2 separate regions of the Homo sapiens genome follow, and region 2 is linked to region 1. The links are chromatin loops, found by intact Hi-C in ENCODE. Cell type or tissue: PC-3. All regions are shown on one strand. Each heading gives the region's core, and the rest is flanking DNA. Links, peaks and the distances in the headings are about the cores only.

Region 1 (8,330 bases), core at 208-8,207:
TTCTATTCCATTGATCTATTTGCCTATTCTTTCACCAATACCTCTGTCTTGATTAGTCTAGTTTTATAGTAAGTCATGAAGTTGGGTGGTCTCAGTCCTCTGACTTTGTTCTTGTTTAGTACTATGTTGACTACTTTGGATTTTTGCCTTTCCATATAAACTTTAGAATCAGTTTGTTGATAGCCACAAAATAATTTGGTGGGAATTTGATTGGGATTATGTTGAATCTCCTGATCAAGGTGGGGACAATTGACATGTTAACAGTATTGAGTCTTCCCTTTAGCAGCAGAGAATCCATACGGGTCTGCAGCAACCTCAATTCTTGCCTCCTCAGAAAAAAGAATTTGAGGGGCATAAGACAGAGTGAGAGACCAGGGCAAGTTTTAGAGCAGTAGTGAAAGTTTATTAAAAAGCTTTAGAGCAAGGATGAAAGGAAGCAAACTACACTTGGAAGAGGGCCAAGCAGGCGACTTCAGAGATCAAATGTGCGGTTTGACTTTGACTTGGGGTTTTATGCTTCCTGGGTCTATATTACCCCTCCTTTGATTCTTACCTTGGGGTGGGCTGTCCGCATGTGCTGTGGCTTGTCAGCGCTTGAGAAGGGGCCGCATGCGCATTGTGGTTACTGAAGTTCTACGCATGCTCACTTGAGGAGTTTTTCCCTTACCAGCGGAGTGTTCCTAAAGGAAGGTTATATACCAGTTAAACTCGGCCATTTTGCATCGTAGTGCACATGTCTTGAGCCCACTGGCCCAACTCCTGAGATCTTATTGGGAAGCTGCTGATCACCAGTTTCAGGTTTTTTGGTATCTGTTGAGAGACTGCCTTTCCCTGGCGCCAGCTGCAACCAATTATTATTTTTATTTATTATTATTATTTTTCTTTTTTATTATTATTTTTCTTTTTTTTTTAGGAGGAACAGGAGAAGCAGGAGGAGGAGGATGAGCAGGAGAGAAAGGAGGAGGAGAAAGAGGAGGAAGAGGAGCAGGAGGAGGAGAAAGAGAAGGAGGAGCAGGAGGAGGAGAAAGAGAAGGAGGAGCAGGAGGAGGAGAAAGAGAAGGAGGAGGAACAGGAGGAGCAGGAGAAAGAAAAGGAGGAGCAGGAGGAGGAGGAGAAAGAGAAGGAGGAGGAGGAGGAAGAGGAGCAGGAGGAGGAGGAGCAGGAGGAGGAGAAAGAGAAGGAGGAAGAGCAGGAGGAGGAGGAGCAGGAGGAGGAGGAGAAAGAGAAGGAGGAAGAGCAGAAGGAGAAAGAGCAGGAGGAGGAGGAGCAGGAGGAGGAGGAGAAAGAGAAGGAGGAAGAGCAGAAGGAGAAAGAGCAGGAGGAGGAGAAGCAGCAGGAGGAGGAGCAGCAGGAGGAAGAGGAGCAGGAGGAGGAGCAGGGAGCAATTATTATTTTAGAGAGACAGTTTTAACAACTGCCTGACCATCACCTCCTGGTGGGGTTTGAGGGGGGGTGCTCTCCTGCTCTGCTCATGTCTAACTACCTAACTACCTAATTACTCTAACATTTCTGTCAATAAACATGCAATATCTCTCTGTTTACTTATATATTCTGATATATTTCATGTCAAATTTTGTTTGATTTTCCTCATGTATGTCTTCTACATATTTTGTTAGGTTTATGTATATTTTATCTTTTTGGTGCTAACGTAAATGGTATTATGTTTTTAATTTTAAATATCAATTGTTCATTTCGGGTATATAGGAAAACAATTGACTTTTATTAAGCCTGTATCCTGTGACTTTACTATAATCACTTAATAGTGCCAGAAAATCCTTTACTGAAATGGATTGTGAGAGTAGCTAAATGATAGGGGTAGTATGTTTGATTTTGAATGCTGTAGAGTGGAAGAGCATGTCTGGGTTGATGCAGGACCCACAGCTCATAGTGACCAATCACAGATGGCTGTACTTGAGCCAGACACACAAAAACACAAGAAGTTATTCATGAGGGAAGACCTAGCATGCCAGACTTGCTCAAAGCCACTGTAAAGTGTGTTTACCCTGTCAGCGGAAAGAGTCAAATTCTGTAAAATATTTGAAGAGACTTATTCCAAACCAGCACTCAGGAGATACTGAGAACAGGTGCCCAAGGTATGTGTTAGATGTCCACTGATTCGGTTCGGAAAGGCGGGACAACTTGAAGTGGGGGCTTCCAGGTAACAGGTAGATAAGAGACAAAAGGTTGCATTCTCTTGGGTCTTTGATCAGCTTTTCACTGAATACATAATTTACATGTGAGAGGGGATAGAATAGTCTGCCTAATGAAACAACAGGGCAGAGGAAGCAATCAGATACCCATTTGTCTCAGGTGAGCAGAGGGAGGACATTGAGTTCTGTCTGTCCTTTGTCATCCTGCACCTGTGAAGATAAGCTATCAATTTACGTTGCCAGGGTGAAATTCAACAGAACTTTTTTTTTTTTTTTTTTTTTTTTTGAGACGCAGTCTCGCTCTGTTGCCCAGGCTGGAGTGCAGTGGCGTGATCTCAGCTCACTGCAACCTCTGCCTCCCGGGTTCAAGCGATTCTCCTGCCTCAGCCTGCGAGTAGCTGGGATTACAGGCTTGTCTCGGACTCCTGACCTCGTGATCCGCCCACCTCGGCCTCCCAAAGTGCTGGGATTACAGGCATGAGCCACCGCACCCAGCCCAGAACATCTTAAGGTAAAGGTCTTGAGGCCCACAAGGTCTTTTCTTGTGGGCAAATTGCGAGGGAGGCATGTAGCCTTTTTTTTTTTTTTAATCTTTGTAGCTATCTTATTTGGGAATAAAATGTGAAGCAGGTTTGCCTAACACCCTTTGGCTTAATGATTTTGGAGTCCTGAGATTTATTTTCCTTCACAACCCTAAGTATAGGACTGTGTAACATATGCCAAGAGGAGCACCCCTGATGAAGCAGCTGATAGGCTTCATATGCAGGCCATGTGGGACTGGCTTTATGGTGCCTATGATATTCACCCACTGAATATGCCCATTACCCAGGCCATATTCAGCTATGGTTAAGGGGTCTTTTTGCATAGGCACCCCATGTAAACTTACAGCTGCAAAATACAGCAATAGACCCAAAAGCCTCATTGAATTTGCTGCCTCAGCTTCCCTTCAGGGATCCCACAGCTGCTAATGAAAACATTAAGTTAACGTGAAAATGGGGAGAAGCCTAGGGAAGGGTCAAGTCTACCAGCAAAGTGGAAATCTCTCAGTGGCTATTAAGAAATGGGATGGCCGGGCGCAGTGGCTTATGCCTGTAATCCCAGCACTTTGGGAGGCCGAGGTGGGCGGATCACAAGGTCAGGAGTTTGAGACCAGCCTGGCCAATATGGTGAAACCCCATCTCTACTAAAAAATACAAAAAAATTAGCCAGGCGTGGTGGCGGGCACCTGTAGTCCCAGCTGCTTGGGAGGCTGAGGCAGGAGAATTGCTTGAACCCGGGAGTCACAGGTTGCAGTGAGCTGAGATCGCACCACTGCACTCCAGCCTGGGTGACAGAGAGGGACTCAGTCTCAAAAAAAAAAAAAAAAAAAAAAAAAAAGAAATGGGATGGCTGGGCTTTGTTTGGTGGCTCACACCTGTAATTCCAGCACTTTGGGAGGCTGAGACAGGTGGATCGTTTGAGCCCAGGAATTCAAAACCAGCCTGGGCAACATAGCGAAATCCCATCTCTACAAAAAAAAAATAATAAATAAAAAAAATTAGCTGAGCATGGTGGTGCACGCCTGTAATTCCAGCTGCTTGTGAAGCTGAGGTGGGAGGATCACTTGAGCTGGGGAGGTCAAGCCTGCAGTAAGCCATGATCGCACCACTGCACTCTGTCTCAGAAAAAAAAAAAAAAAAAAAAAAAGACCAAGGGCAAAGGTTCTTTGGCTCCACCCCGGGATGGGGACCCAAAGCTTTGTGCACATGAAATGGGTGGTGAAGAGAAGTTTCTGGGTAAAATGGGAGGAAAAGAGAACTTTCTGGGACCCCTTTATATGGAAGCCTCATACACGGAGGTACCAAAATCCATTAGTGAAGCTGTAACATGGGCTACAACTAGACTGGGAGAATATAGAAATGTAACAGTTGATAGGATTAAGGTGTACATTTGGGTGAAAATTGGAATGTGTTTAAACAGGCTTTGTGGCTGGGTGCGGTTGCTCACCCCTGTAATCCCACCACTTTGGGAGGCCGAGGCGGGTGGATCACTTGAGGTCAGGAGTTTGAGACCAGCCTGGCTAACATGGTGAAACCCTGTCTCTACTGAAAATTAAAAAAAAAAAAAATTAGCTGGGTGTGGTGACATGTGCCTGTACTCCCAGCTTCTCAGGAGGCTGCAGTGAGCCGAGATCGCGCCACTGCACTCCAGTCTAGGTGACAGAGCGAGACAAAGTCTCAAATAAATAAATAAGTTTTTTTTAAAAAATAAAAATAAACAGGTTTTAGCTGAATGTTTTATGGGAATGGATATTATGACTGACAGGGAACACTTCCCTTAACTAGTATTGTGACACTCAAACCTGTTGATGAAATCCCAATGGAGGAATGTAAGGGTTGATGGGATTAAGGTGGAAGTTTGGAAAATTTGTAGATTTGAACAGGCTTTATTTGAAATGGTTGCATCTCTTTTACCTCAATGTATTATGGAGATTGAAATTGTATCTGACTGTGGAATGTTTCCCCTCTCTAGTATTGTAAATTCACCCTTCAACCAGTATTACTTGAACATGCTAAACGGGAACCAGTAAGATTGCCGAAGCCCACGAAGTATACAATAGAACCTGGGGTGCCGCACAGACAGATTACCTGTACAATAGCCCTTTGTGGAGCAGAGACCGGCGCTTATGGCAAAAGCCTAAGAGCGCCTCCTAGTGGTAACCTGGGACTTTGGACTAGAGAATTTCCAGTTGAGCTTGGATTAGACATTAATTGAAAGTGCCCTTATGATTGAAGGACATAAAATAATTTTGAAACCTAAAATATCCATGATGTCTTGGGTGATGGTGTAACGCTCCAATAGGGAGTGCAGTGCCCAGAGTAGTTCCATAATTACATGGAAATGGTTCGTACAAGAATATGCTGCCAGGGGAGTGCGGAATTAGCGGTTTTCACAACCAGGTAGACTCCTTTCCGCCGGGACTGATGGAGGAGGAGCTGGTCGGTTCTGTCATCGACTGGACAATGCTCCAGCTCTCAACTGACCAACAAAAAGATGCTTGGTTTGTGGATGGCAGTTCCAAGGCGAATGGACTGCATCGTGTTTGGATGTCCCAATGGCGTCCATTATAGCAAAAGGATCCAATTTAGGATTATGTTTAGCATTTACGTGTCATCACTTTAGTGTTATTCAGTTGAGAAGGTTCCTTCTTTGCCTCTCATAACTCTTTGAAGATTTAATTAAATAATAGTATTTAAGTATTTACAAATTTATATTCTTCTCATCATATAAATTGGAATAATGATTACTGAAGCAGATCTGAATAGTCATACAAGTAAGTATATAGAATATATATTAGTTACCCCAGAGCATGAAGAGAGAAATTCCCATGAGCTAAATATTCACATGATGGATTTTACGGTGTTACTCTAAGTCCAGTCCACCTAGCATTTCCAGTTGAGCACACCCTTCCTAGGTGAAATGATAGAAAGAATAACAAACTCTTGAGTGCTAGCTCTGTATCAGTGCTGCCCTAAGCGATTCCGTGTGTGTGTGTGTGTGTGTGTGTGTGTGTGTGTGTGTTTGAGACAGAGTCTTGCTCATGTTGCCTAGGCTGGACTGCAGTGGCACGATCTTGGCTCACTGCAACCTCTGCCTCCCGGGTTCAAGCCGTTCTCCTGCTTCAGCCTCCTGAGTAGCTGGGATTACAGGTGCGTGCCACTACGCCCAGCTAATTTTTGTATTTTTGGTAGAGACAGGATTTCACCATGTTGGCCAGGCTGGTCTCAAACTCCTGACCTCAGGTGATCCACCTGCCTCGGCCTCCCAAAGTGCTGGGATTACAGGTGTGAGCCACTGCACCCGGCCATGATTCCACGTATGAATTCACCCAAATTTCACAGATGACAAGACTGAGGCTCAGAGGAAGGTAGTAACTTAGCCAGAGTAATAGCACGAGTGTGAGTCAGAGCCAAGATTTGAACCCAGGCAGCGTGGCTCCCACCACCATGTTCTTGCTTGTTCTCTTCTGTGTCCAGGAGATTCCTTCCTACCTGACCTTGTTCTCGACGCTCTCTGGTTACTTCTGCATAGCCACAGTCTAAAGCAGTTATACAACCATCCTAGGTGAGCTATGCATTTTTAAAAATTAAACTTTGATTTTGAGATCAGTATCGATTCCCATGCAATTATAGGAATAATACAGAGAGATCGTATGTGCGCTTTATCCAGTTTCTTCCAATGGTAACACCTTCCAGAACAATAGCACAATATCACAACCAGGATGTGGCCATTGACACAACCCCAGGATGTCTCCTGCTGCCCTTTCACAACCACACCTGCTACCCTTGTTCCTGCCATCTATCCCCTCGAGGTTCCTAACCCCGACACTAATCTGTTCTCTATCTCTAGAATGTTGTCATTTCACGAGTGTTATATAAATGAAAGTATACAGTATGTGACTTTTTTTGTTTTTTTTTGAGATGGAGTCTTGCTCTGTCGTCAGGTTGGAGTGCAGTGGTGCGATCTCGGCTTGCTGCAACCTTTGCCTCCCAGGTTCAAGCAATTCTCCTGCCTCAGCCTCCCAAGTAGCTGGGACCAGAGGCGTGCACCATCACACCCGGCTAATTTTTGTATTTTTAGTAGAGATGGAGTTTCACCATGTTGGCCGGGCTGGTCTTGAACTCTGGACCTCAAGTGATCTGCCCATTTCAGCCTCCCAAAGTGCTGGGATTATAGGCATGAGCCACGCCACCCGGCTCCCAATTTGCCCTTTATTTATTTGTTATTTATTTGCTTGTTGCCTTTGTTTCCTGTGTATTTTAGGATGCTTCTAAGTATAAATAAATACGTATTAGAATAAAAGGAAGAAAAAAAAGAAGAAAATATCAATACAAGTTTTAGAAAGTAGGCATGCCTGTCAGCAATCCTACTGAGCCTACTGAACAAGAAAACTTTGCAGTCTTTTTTTTGTTTTTGTTTTTTTTGAGATGGAGTCTCACTCTGTTGCCCAGGCTGGAGTGCAGTGGTGTGATCTTGGCTCACTGAAACCTCTCTTCAAGCGATTTCGTCCATCAGCGTCCCAAGTAGCTGGGACTACAGGCGTGCACCACCATGCCCTGCTAATTTTTTTTTTTTTTTGAGTCAGAGTTTCGCTCTTGTTGCCCAGGCTGGAGTGCAGTGGCACGATCTCAGCTCACTGCAACCTCCGCCTCCCGGATTCAAGTGATTCTCCTGCCTCAGCCTCCCGAGTAGCCTGGGATTACAGGCATGCACCACCATGCCCGGCTAGTTTTGTATTTTTAGTAGAGACGGGGTTTCTCCATGTTGGTCAGGCTAGTCTCGAACTCCCGACCTCAGGTGATCCACCTGCCTCAGCCTCCCAAAGTGTTGGGATTACAGGCATGAGCCACCATGCCCAGCCTGATTTTTGTAGTTTTAGTAGATGGGGTTTCACCATGTTGGTCAGGGTGGTCTTGAACTCCTGAGCTCAAGTGATCCGCCCATCCCAGCCTCCCAAAGTGCTGGGATTACAGGCATAAGCCACCATGCCTGGTCCTGAAGTCTTGCTTAATCTGTATATTCTAGGAAGACACAGCAGAGCAGGAGCTGCAATCAAGAATTACAATGCCTCAGTCGGGCGCGGTGGCTCACACTTGTAATCCCAGCACTTTGGGAGGCTGAGGTGTTCTCAGGAGTTCGAGACCAGCCTGGCCAATGTAGTGAAACCCCCATCTCTACTAAAAATACAAAAACTAGCCAGGCATGGTGGCACATACCTGTAATCCCAGCTACTTGGAAGGCTGAGGCAGGAGAATCACCTGAACACAGGAGGCTGAGATTGTGCCACTGCACTCCAGCCTGGGTGACAGAGCAAGACTCTGTCTCAAAAAAAAAAAAAAAAAAAAAAAGAATTACAATGCTTCTACGGAGAAATCAATAATTCATTTATAGTGGAGAGTTCCTGATATTTAAATTTTTTTATTACTTTATTATTATTTTCTTAGAGAATTACAATGCTTCTACAGAGAAATCAGTAATTCCTTTATAGTGGAGAGTTCCTGATACTTAAATTTTTTTATTACTTTATTATTATTATTTTCTTAGAGACAGGGTCTTGCTTCATCTCCCAGGCTGGAGTGCAGTGGCACAATCATAGCTCATTGCAGCCTCGAACTACTGCACTCAAGTGATCCTCCCACC
Region 2 (8,330 bases), core at 117-8,116, 72 kb before region 1:
CTGTCCATCTTTTTTTAGTGTATTTTGCCCCTGTTGATGAGATTGGACAATTTCTACTGTTCTGTCTGCCAAGTCACTTCTCTGTCACGTTCATCCTGCCATTGAACCCTTTGCATTAGTTTTAACTTTTTTTTTTTTTTGCCCAGGCTGGAGTGCGATGGCGCGATCTCGGCTTACCACAACCTCTGCCTCCCAGGTTCAAGTGATTCTCCTGCCTCAGCCTCCTGGGTAGCTGGGATTGCAGGCATGCGCCACCATGCCTGGCTAATTTTGTATTTTTCGTAGAGACAGGGTTTCTTCATTTTGGTCAGGCTGGTCTCGAACTCCCGACCTCAGGTGATCCACCCACCTCGCCCTCCCAAAATGTTGGGATTACAGGCGTGAACCACAGCGCCTACTTTTTTTTTTTTTTTTTTTTTAAGAATCTCCCTCTGTCGCCCAGGCTGGAGTGCAATGGCGCGATCTTGGCTCACTGCAACCCCTGCCTCCTGGGTTTGAGCAATTCTTCTGACTCAGCCTCCTGAGTAGCTGGGATTACAGATGTGTGCAACCACACCCGGCTAATTTTTGTATTTTTAGTAGAGAAGGGGTTTCACCACCTTGGTCAGGCTGGTCTCGAACTCCTGACCATGTGATCTGCCCGCCTAGGCCTCCCAAAGTGCTGGGATTACAAGCGTGAGCCACCGCACCTGATCAGTTTTAACTTTCATTTATAATTTTTATTTCTATCATTTCTATTTGGTTCTTTTTCTATATCATCTATATGGTGAGATTTTCCTTCTTGTTTTTTTTTTCATTTATTTATTTATTTATTTTTTAACAGGGTCTCACTCTATTGACCAGGCTGGAGTGCAGTGGTGCAGTCACAGCTCACTGCAGCTTCAACCTACTGGGCTCAATTGATTCTCCTAGCTTAGCCTCTCAAGTAGCTGGGACCACAGGTGCACACCATCATACCTGGCTACTTTTTGTATTTTTTGTAGAGGTGGGGCTTCACCATGTTGCCCAGGCTGGTCTCAAATTCCTGGGCTCAAATGATTCAACTGCCTTGGCCTCTCAAAGTGCTGGGATTACAGGCGTGAGCCACCACGCCTGGCACAAGGATTTCTATTTCTTCTTTTGTTTCCAGTTTATTTGTAATTCCTTATTGAATCATTTTTATGATGACTACTCTAAAATCCTTGTCAGATAATTCCAGCATCTGATTCATCTTGTTATTGGCTTCTGTTTCTCTGTTTTGTTTTTTGGCTTTTTTTTTGAGACTGAGTCTTGCTCTATCACCCAAGCTAGAGTACAGTGGCATGATCTTGGCTCACTGCAACCTCTGCCTCCCAGGTTCAAGCGATTCTCCTGTCTTAGCCTCCTGAGTAGTTGAGATTACAGGTGCCTGCCACCACACCCGGCTCATTTTTGTATTTTTAGTAGAGACGGGGGTTTCACCATGTTGGTCAGGCTGGTCTCGGACTCCTGACCTCAAGTGATCCACCCGCCTCGGTCTCCCAAAGTGCTGGGATTACAGGTGTGAGCCACTGCACCTGGCCTGTTTGTTTGTTTGTTTTGTTTTTGTTTTTGTTTTTTTGAGACAGAGTCTTACTCTGTTGCCTAGGCTGGAGTGCAGTGGCACAATCATGGCTCACTGCAGCCTCAACTTAACCTGGGCTCAGGTGATCCTCCCAGCTCAGCCTCCTGAGTAGATGGGACTACAGGCATGTGCCACCACGCCTGGCTAATTTTTCTGTTTGTTTATTTTTTTTTTTTTGTAGAGATGAGGTTTCACCATGTTGTCCAGGCTGGTCTTGAACTTCGGGGCTCAAGTGATCCGCCTGCCTTGGCCTCCCAAAATGCTGGGATTATAGCTGTGAGCCACCCTGCCCAGCCACTATTGGCTTCTATTGATGGTCTCCTTTCATTTACATTGTGATTTCTCTGGGTTTTGTTATGACATCTGATTTTTTATTGTATCCTGGACATTTCGTCTATATGCTAGGACATTCAGGGTCCTATTTAAATCTCTATTTTAGTAGGCAGTCATTCTGTTTAGGTTTAGCATTCAGGTTCCAATGACAATTAAAAAAAATTCGTAGAGACAAGATCTTGCTCTGTTGCCCAGGCTGGAGTGCAGTGGTATGATCATAGCTTGTTGCAGCCTTGACTTCCTGTGTTCAAGGGACCCTCCTTCTTCAGCCTCTTGAGTAGCTGGGACTATAGGCACGTGCCACCATGCCTGGTTAATATTTTAATTTTTAGTAGAGACGAGGTCTTGCTATGCTGCCTGAGCTGGTCTGAAACTCCTGGGCTCAAGTGATCCTCCCACCTCACTCTCCCAAAGTGCTGGGATTACAGGTGTGAGCCACCACACCCAGCCTCCGATGACAATTTTGTTTACAGAGACCTTACAGTGTCCTTCTGGTCTGTTTCATTTGCCTGGTTCCATTAGGGCGTTATCTCAGTCTTTATTGGTGCCAGGGGCAGATGTTGCTTCCCTGGTTCCATCTGGTGCTGCTGGGTAGGGGATGGAAGATGTGGAGTTGGGAGGTGGGAGGACTTTTTTCAGCTTCGGGTGTTGGTAGGCCTTCTGCTCCATTTGCCTTGGTGCTGGACTTAGGAGTAGAAGGTCTTCTCCCCTTCCCCTGGGTCTGCATGATGCAAAGTTTTTTGTTTTCGTTTTTGTTTTTGTTTTGAGACGGGTTCTCACTCTGTTACCCAAGCTGAGTGGAGTGGCACAATCACAGCTCACTGCAGCCTCAACCTCCTGGGGTCAAGCAATCCTCCTGCCTCAGCCTCCGAGTAGCTGGGACTACAGGCACGCACTACTATGCCTGGCTAAATTTTTATTTTTTGTAGAGATGGGGTCTCACAATTTTGCCCAGGCTGCAAAGTTTTAAACAGAGTTTTTTTGTGTGTGTGTGGTTGCACTGCTGCAAATGGCTCAGGGCACCTCATCAGACTTTCACTTAGTTGATCTGTCTGTGAATCAGATCCTGTTAGCCTCAGGAATCTCCATGTATCAAGGCAAGTGCCATATGCAAAATCCCAGGGGGCAGCATGGCATAGTGGCAACTTCTTTTTGCCATAGCTTCCAGTCTGCATAATTGTCAGTCCCTGGCATTCAAAAGGCCCATTAGGCCTGATCGGCCCAAGTGTGATGGCACTCTGTATAGCCCGTTGGATTTTTTTATTCAGAGCACTGCCATCTCTATTAGGTTTTTGTTTAATACAGTGATCTTCTCCACACCCCTCCTCCATCTTGTGTTATTTTACTGATACCTCATGGCTGGGTGGAGGAAGCCAGGTGGACTCCTGCTTGTGTTCTATCCCACAGCTGCTGTTTTAATTGTAGCATTCCTCCATTGAGAACATCTCATATAATCAGGAGAAGGCAGGGCATAGTGGCTCATGCCTGTAATGCCAACACTTTGGGAAGCTGGGGTGGGAGAATTGCTTGAATCCAAGAGTTTGACACCAGCCTGGGCAACATAGTGAGACTATGTTTGTACAGCAAATACAAAAATTAACTGGGCATGATGGTGCACACCTGTAGTCCCAGCTACTCAGGAGGCTGGGCAGGAGGATCGCTTGAGCCTGGGAAGTCGAGGCTGCAGTGAGCCATGATTGTGCACTGCACTCTCCTGGGCAACAGAGTGAGACCCTGTCTCAAAAAAAAACAAGAAAACCAGGAGCAGTATTACACATCTATTATTACAGTACTTTTATTATTTATTTATTTTTTTTGGAGACTGAGTCTTCCTCTATTGCCCAGGCTAGAATGCAGTGGAGCAATCTTGGCTCATGGCTACCTCCGCCTCCCGGGTTCAAGTGATTCTCCTGCCTCAGCCTCCCAAGTAGCTGGGATTACAGGTGTGCACCACCATGCCTGGCTAAATTTTTTTGTATTTTTAGTAGAGACGGGGTTTCACCATGTTGGCCAGGCTGGTCTTGAACTCCTGACCTCAGGTGATCTGCCTGCCTCAGCCTCCCAAAGTGCTGGGATTACAGGCTTGAGCCACTACGCCCAGACTATTACGGTACTTTTAGCAGCATCAGTTCAAACCACTTGAGTGTGTGTCCATCAAGTAAAACATAACACAGTTTGAACAAGTATCCTTCACAGTGGCGAATCCGTGTGGGTCTGCGGCAACCTCAATCCTTGCCTCATAAGAAGAAAGAATTCAACTGAGGGGCATAAAGCAGAAGGAGAGACTGAGGCAAGTTTTAGAGCAGGAGCAAAAGTTTATTAAAAAGCTCTAGAGCAGGAACAAAAGGAAGTAAAGTGCACTTGGAAGAGGGCAAAGTGGGTGACTAAAGAGTCAAGTGCATGGTTTGACCTTTGACTTGGGGTTTTATACTTCAGCATGCTTCCAGGGTCTTGCGTCCCTTCTCCCATGATTCTTCCCTTGGGGTGGGCTGTCCCCATGCACAGTGGCCTGCCAGCACCTAGAAGGGGCCACATGCACACTGTGTTTACTGGAGTTGTACGCAAGCTCACTTGAGGCATTCTTCCCTTACCAGCCGAAAGGTCAGATACCAGTTAAACTCCGCCTCTTAGTGCGCATGATTGAGCCCATTCGCCCAACTCCTGGAATCTTATCAGAAAGCTGCTGTTCACCAGCTTCAGGTGTTTTCTATTTATTGGGAGACCACCTTTCCCTGGTGCCAACCTCAACCAATTACCATTTTAGAAAAACAGTTTAACAACCGCCTGACTGTCACCTGATGGTCGCCTGACATTCCTGGGGGTGGGGGTGGGGGCGCTCCTGCCCTGCTCGTGTCTGCCTGACTACCTACTGTAACAGTATCAACCATGGTGAGGCACCCCTGAGAACCTGAGAGGGTGTCACAGGTTCGATGTGGTCAATCTATTAGGAGCAGGTGGGGGCCAATGCCTAGTGTAATGGGGACTCTGTAACCAAAAGACTAATGGACTAATGGTCTGGCATCCGAATCAGAAATGTAGAGTTCTCTACTTTGTAACAAACAGCATCTTTTCCCCATTTTGGCTTCCAGAGAGCTGAGTATTTTGAATCCACCCCTGCAGATTCGCTATAAGAAACTTTACTTGGCAAGCAGGACTCTGGATTTTGTTGGGGTTGACCAGCTACCCCTGCTGGTGGAGGCGCGACAACACCTTGGTTCGGGCTGTGAGACTAAGGCTTTTTTTTTTTTTTGAGATGGAGTCTCACTCTGTCACCAAGGTTGGAGTGCAGTGGCGTGATCTCAGCTCACTGCACCCTCCACCTCTCGGGTTCGAGTGATTCTCCTGTCTCAGCCTCCCGAGTAGCTGTGATTACAGGCACCCATCATCATGCCTGGCTAATTTTTTGGTACATTTAGTAGAAACGGGGTTTCGTCATGTTGACCAGGTTGTTCTTGAACTCCTGACCTCAAGTGATCCACCCGCCTCATCCTCCCAAAGTGCTAGGATTACAGGTGTGAGCCGCTACACCCAGCCGAGACTAATGCTTTTGAATTGCCACCCAACGGAACATCAGCTATGTAGTGAAAGCTCCAGACATCAGAGGGTAGAGGCACTTGCACTGAGAACTCACCCACTGGTGACAAATGGTAGTAGAGTTTTCCCTATGAGTGCTTTTTACATGTAGCAGTGCCCTAAAAAGAGAAAGAAAGCATGTGTGATCAGACCTGGGCGGTGGGGGGGGGGGGCAGGGTTGGGGGGTGTCTCCCCATTGCCCTTAACTTGGCTTGCAGAGCTCCTCTGTCTTCTCTCCAAAAAGACATTGTGACCTTACTTGGCTTCACGTTGGATGCCAATTTGTCAAGCGGCCAAGCAGTTGTTAAGCAGCAGCACAGTAAAGTTGGCTTGTCACATTTCTTTAGATTCAGCTGGTAAGGAGACAACAAACTCATTTTTATTTTTATTTATTTTTTTTCAGACACAGTCTCACTCTGTCACCCAGGCATGAGTTCAGTAGCACAATCACGGCTCACTGCAGCCTCGACCTCCCAGGCTCAAGTGACCCTCCCACCTCAGCCTCCCGAGTAGCTGGGACTACAGGTATGTGCCACCACGCCTGACAATTCTATTTTTATTTTTTGTAGAGATGGGGTCTTGCTATGCTTCTTCAGCTGGTCTTGAATTTCTGGACTTAAACATTCCTCCTGCCTCAGCCTCCCAAAGTGTTAAGGATTACAAGTGTGAGCCACCTTGCCCAGCCGCATAAGGATTTATTATGTTCACACAGTAAAAGCAAGGTCATTGTGTCATCCCAGAGGATGACACTCAACTAGATGACACAAAACATGCATGGTGGCTCACTTTGTTGTGGATGACCCTCCTCTAAACTACAGCCAAGCCGTCTTAAAAATTACAATGAAGTCAGCTGGGTGCGGTGGCTCACGCCTGTAATCCCAGCACTTTGGGGGGCTGAGGTGGGTGGATTACTTGAGGCCAGGAGTTCAAGACCAGCCTGGCCAACATGGTGAAACCCCGTCTCTACTAAAAATGCAAAAAATTAGCCGGGTGTGGTGGCTCATGCCTGTAGTCCCAGCTGCTTGGGAGGCTGAGACACTAGAATTGCTTGAACCCGGGAGGCAGAGGTTGCAGTGAACTGAGATTGTGCCGCTGCACTCCAGCCTGGGTGACAGAGCAAGACTCTGTTTCAAAAAAAAAAAAAATGGAATTGAGAATTACAGTGAAATCTTCCACTGTACCCTAAGGGGCAGGCCTGCTGAGGCAGAAAGTCCCCTGTGTCATCAGAACCAGAGAGACAGGCTGGGTGCAGTGGCTCACACCTGTAATCCCAACACTTTGGGAGGCTGAGGCAGGTAGATCGCTTGAGCCCAGGAGTTTTTTTTTTTTTTTTTCTGAGACGGAATCTTTCTCTGTCACCCAGGCTGGAGTGCAGTGGTGTGATCTTGGCTCACTGCAACCTCCACCTCCCAGTTTCAAGCAGTCCTCCTGCCTCAACCCCCCGAGTAGCTGGGATTACAGGCACCCACCACCACACCTGGCTAATTTTTGTGTTTTTAGTAGAGACAAGGTTTCACCATGTTGGCCAGGCTGGTCTCAAACTTCTGACCTCTGGTGATCCACCCACCTCGGCCTCCCAAAGTGCTGGGATTACAGGCGTGAGCCACTGCACCCAGCTGAGCCCAGGAATTTGAGATCGGTTTGGGTAACATGGTGAAACCCTGTGTCTACAAAAAAATACAAAAATTAACTAGGCGTAGTGGCATGCACCGATAGTCCCAGCTACTCAGGAGGCCAAGGTGGGAGGATTGCTTTAGCCCAGGAAGTCAAGGCTGCAGTGAGCCGTGATCATGCACTCCAGCCTAGGTGACAGAACAAGACCCTGTCTCAAAAAAAAGAACCAGGGAGGCAGATGAGAAACAGCTTTGTGATAGCTCTTCACAGGACTGCTGTGTTCCAGGCGAAGATGCCAGGGCATGCCACCAGGATTCAGGTGACTGCTCCCAAGCTTTGACTCTGTAGCCTATGCGGAGAAATGCCAGGCTGCCAGGGCACCTGGCTAGAGCCCTCCACATACAATTTATACAATGAGACAGGCCTTATAGCTTAGAATCTTATCAGTATTTATTTATTTATTTATTTACTTATTTATTTATTTTGAGACAGAGTCTCGCCCTGTTGCCCAGGCTGGAGTGCAGTGGCACGATCTCAACTCACTGCAGCCTCCACCTCCCGGGTTCAAACGATTCTTCTGCCTCAGCCTCCCGAGTAGCTGGGATTACAGACGCGCACCACCATGCCCAGCTAAATTTTGTATTTTTAGTAGAGACAGGCTTTCGCCATATTGGTCAGGCTGGTTTTGAACTCCTGACCTCAGGTGATCCTCCCGCCTCGGCCTCCCAAAGTGCTGGGATTATAGGCGTGAGCCACTGCACCCGACCATAGTGACTTTTTGCAAACCCTCAAGGGCTGTAAACAAAACAACTTTCCATTGCCAGAGAATTATATTTAAATCAACGTTACTATCCAAATGTCTAAATGTCTTTTAACACATGGTTACTTGTTTATTTCTTCTCTAATCTTCTATGCAGGATAAATTCAGATTCTTGTCCTCAGGAGTCTGGATTAAAAATATACTTTGTATTGCTGGCAATATTGTCATAAAACTAAATTTTCTTATACGGATACATTAAAAAGCACAGGGAGTGCTGGGCTTGGTGGCTCATGCCTGTAATCCCAGCAATTTGGGAGGCCAAGGCGGGCAGATCTCTTGAGGCCAGGAGTTCGAGACCAGCCTGGCCAACATGGTGAAACCTCGTCTCTACTAAAAATACAAAAAAAATTAATGGGGAGTGGTGGCATGGACCTGTAATCCCAGATACTCAGGAGGTTGAGGCGGGAG

What was found. A loop is a pair of places that touch in the nucleus more often than their neighbours do. Peaks named below come from ENCODE experiments on the same cell type or tissue, not always from the same donor. Only the 100,000 strongest peaks of a DNase experiment are listed, where the experiment ranks them.
Region 2: a loop joins it to region 1, with 3 times the contacts of the local background. A loop is called at or near these places in 5 of 110 quality-filtered maps.

The regions. Positions count from the first base shown.
Region 1 is chrX:47,379,872-47,388,201 of GRCh38, forward strand. The region is part of intron 1 of ZNF157 (zinc finger protein 157); the gene reads left to right. Among named protein-coding and RNA genes, the nearest start is that of SNORA11C, 4.6 kb to the right of the region's middle. RefSeq lists an enhancer at 1,265-1,764. In PC-3, for the core only: a CTCF peak has its summit at 4,847 (motif pointing left); a DNase peak (open chromatin) is centred at 4,800; H3K4me3 peaks cover 669 bases.
Region 2 is chrX:47,307,487-47,315,816 of GRCh38, forward strand. No RefSeq gene overlaps it. Among named protein-coding and RNA genes, the nearest start is that of ZNF157, 59 kb to the right of the region's middle. RefSeq lists enhancers at 4,550-5,050, 4,604-4,898 and a silencer at 5,116-5,175. In PC-3, for the core only: a CTCF peak has its summit at 5,095 (motif pointing left); a DNase peak (open chromatin) is centred at 5,095; H3K4me3 peaks cover 465 bases; H3K27ac peaks cover 540 bases.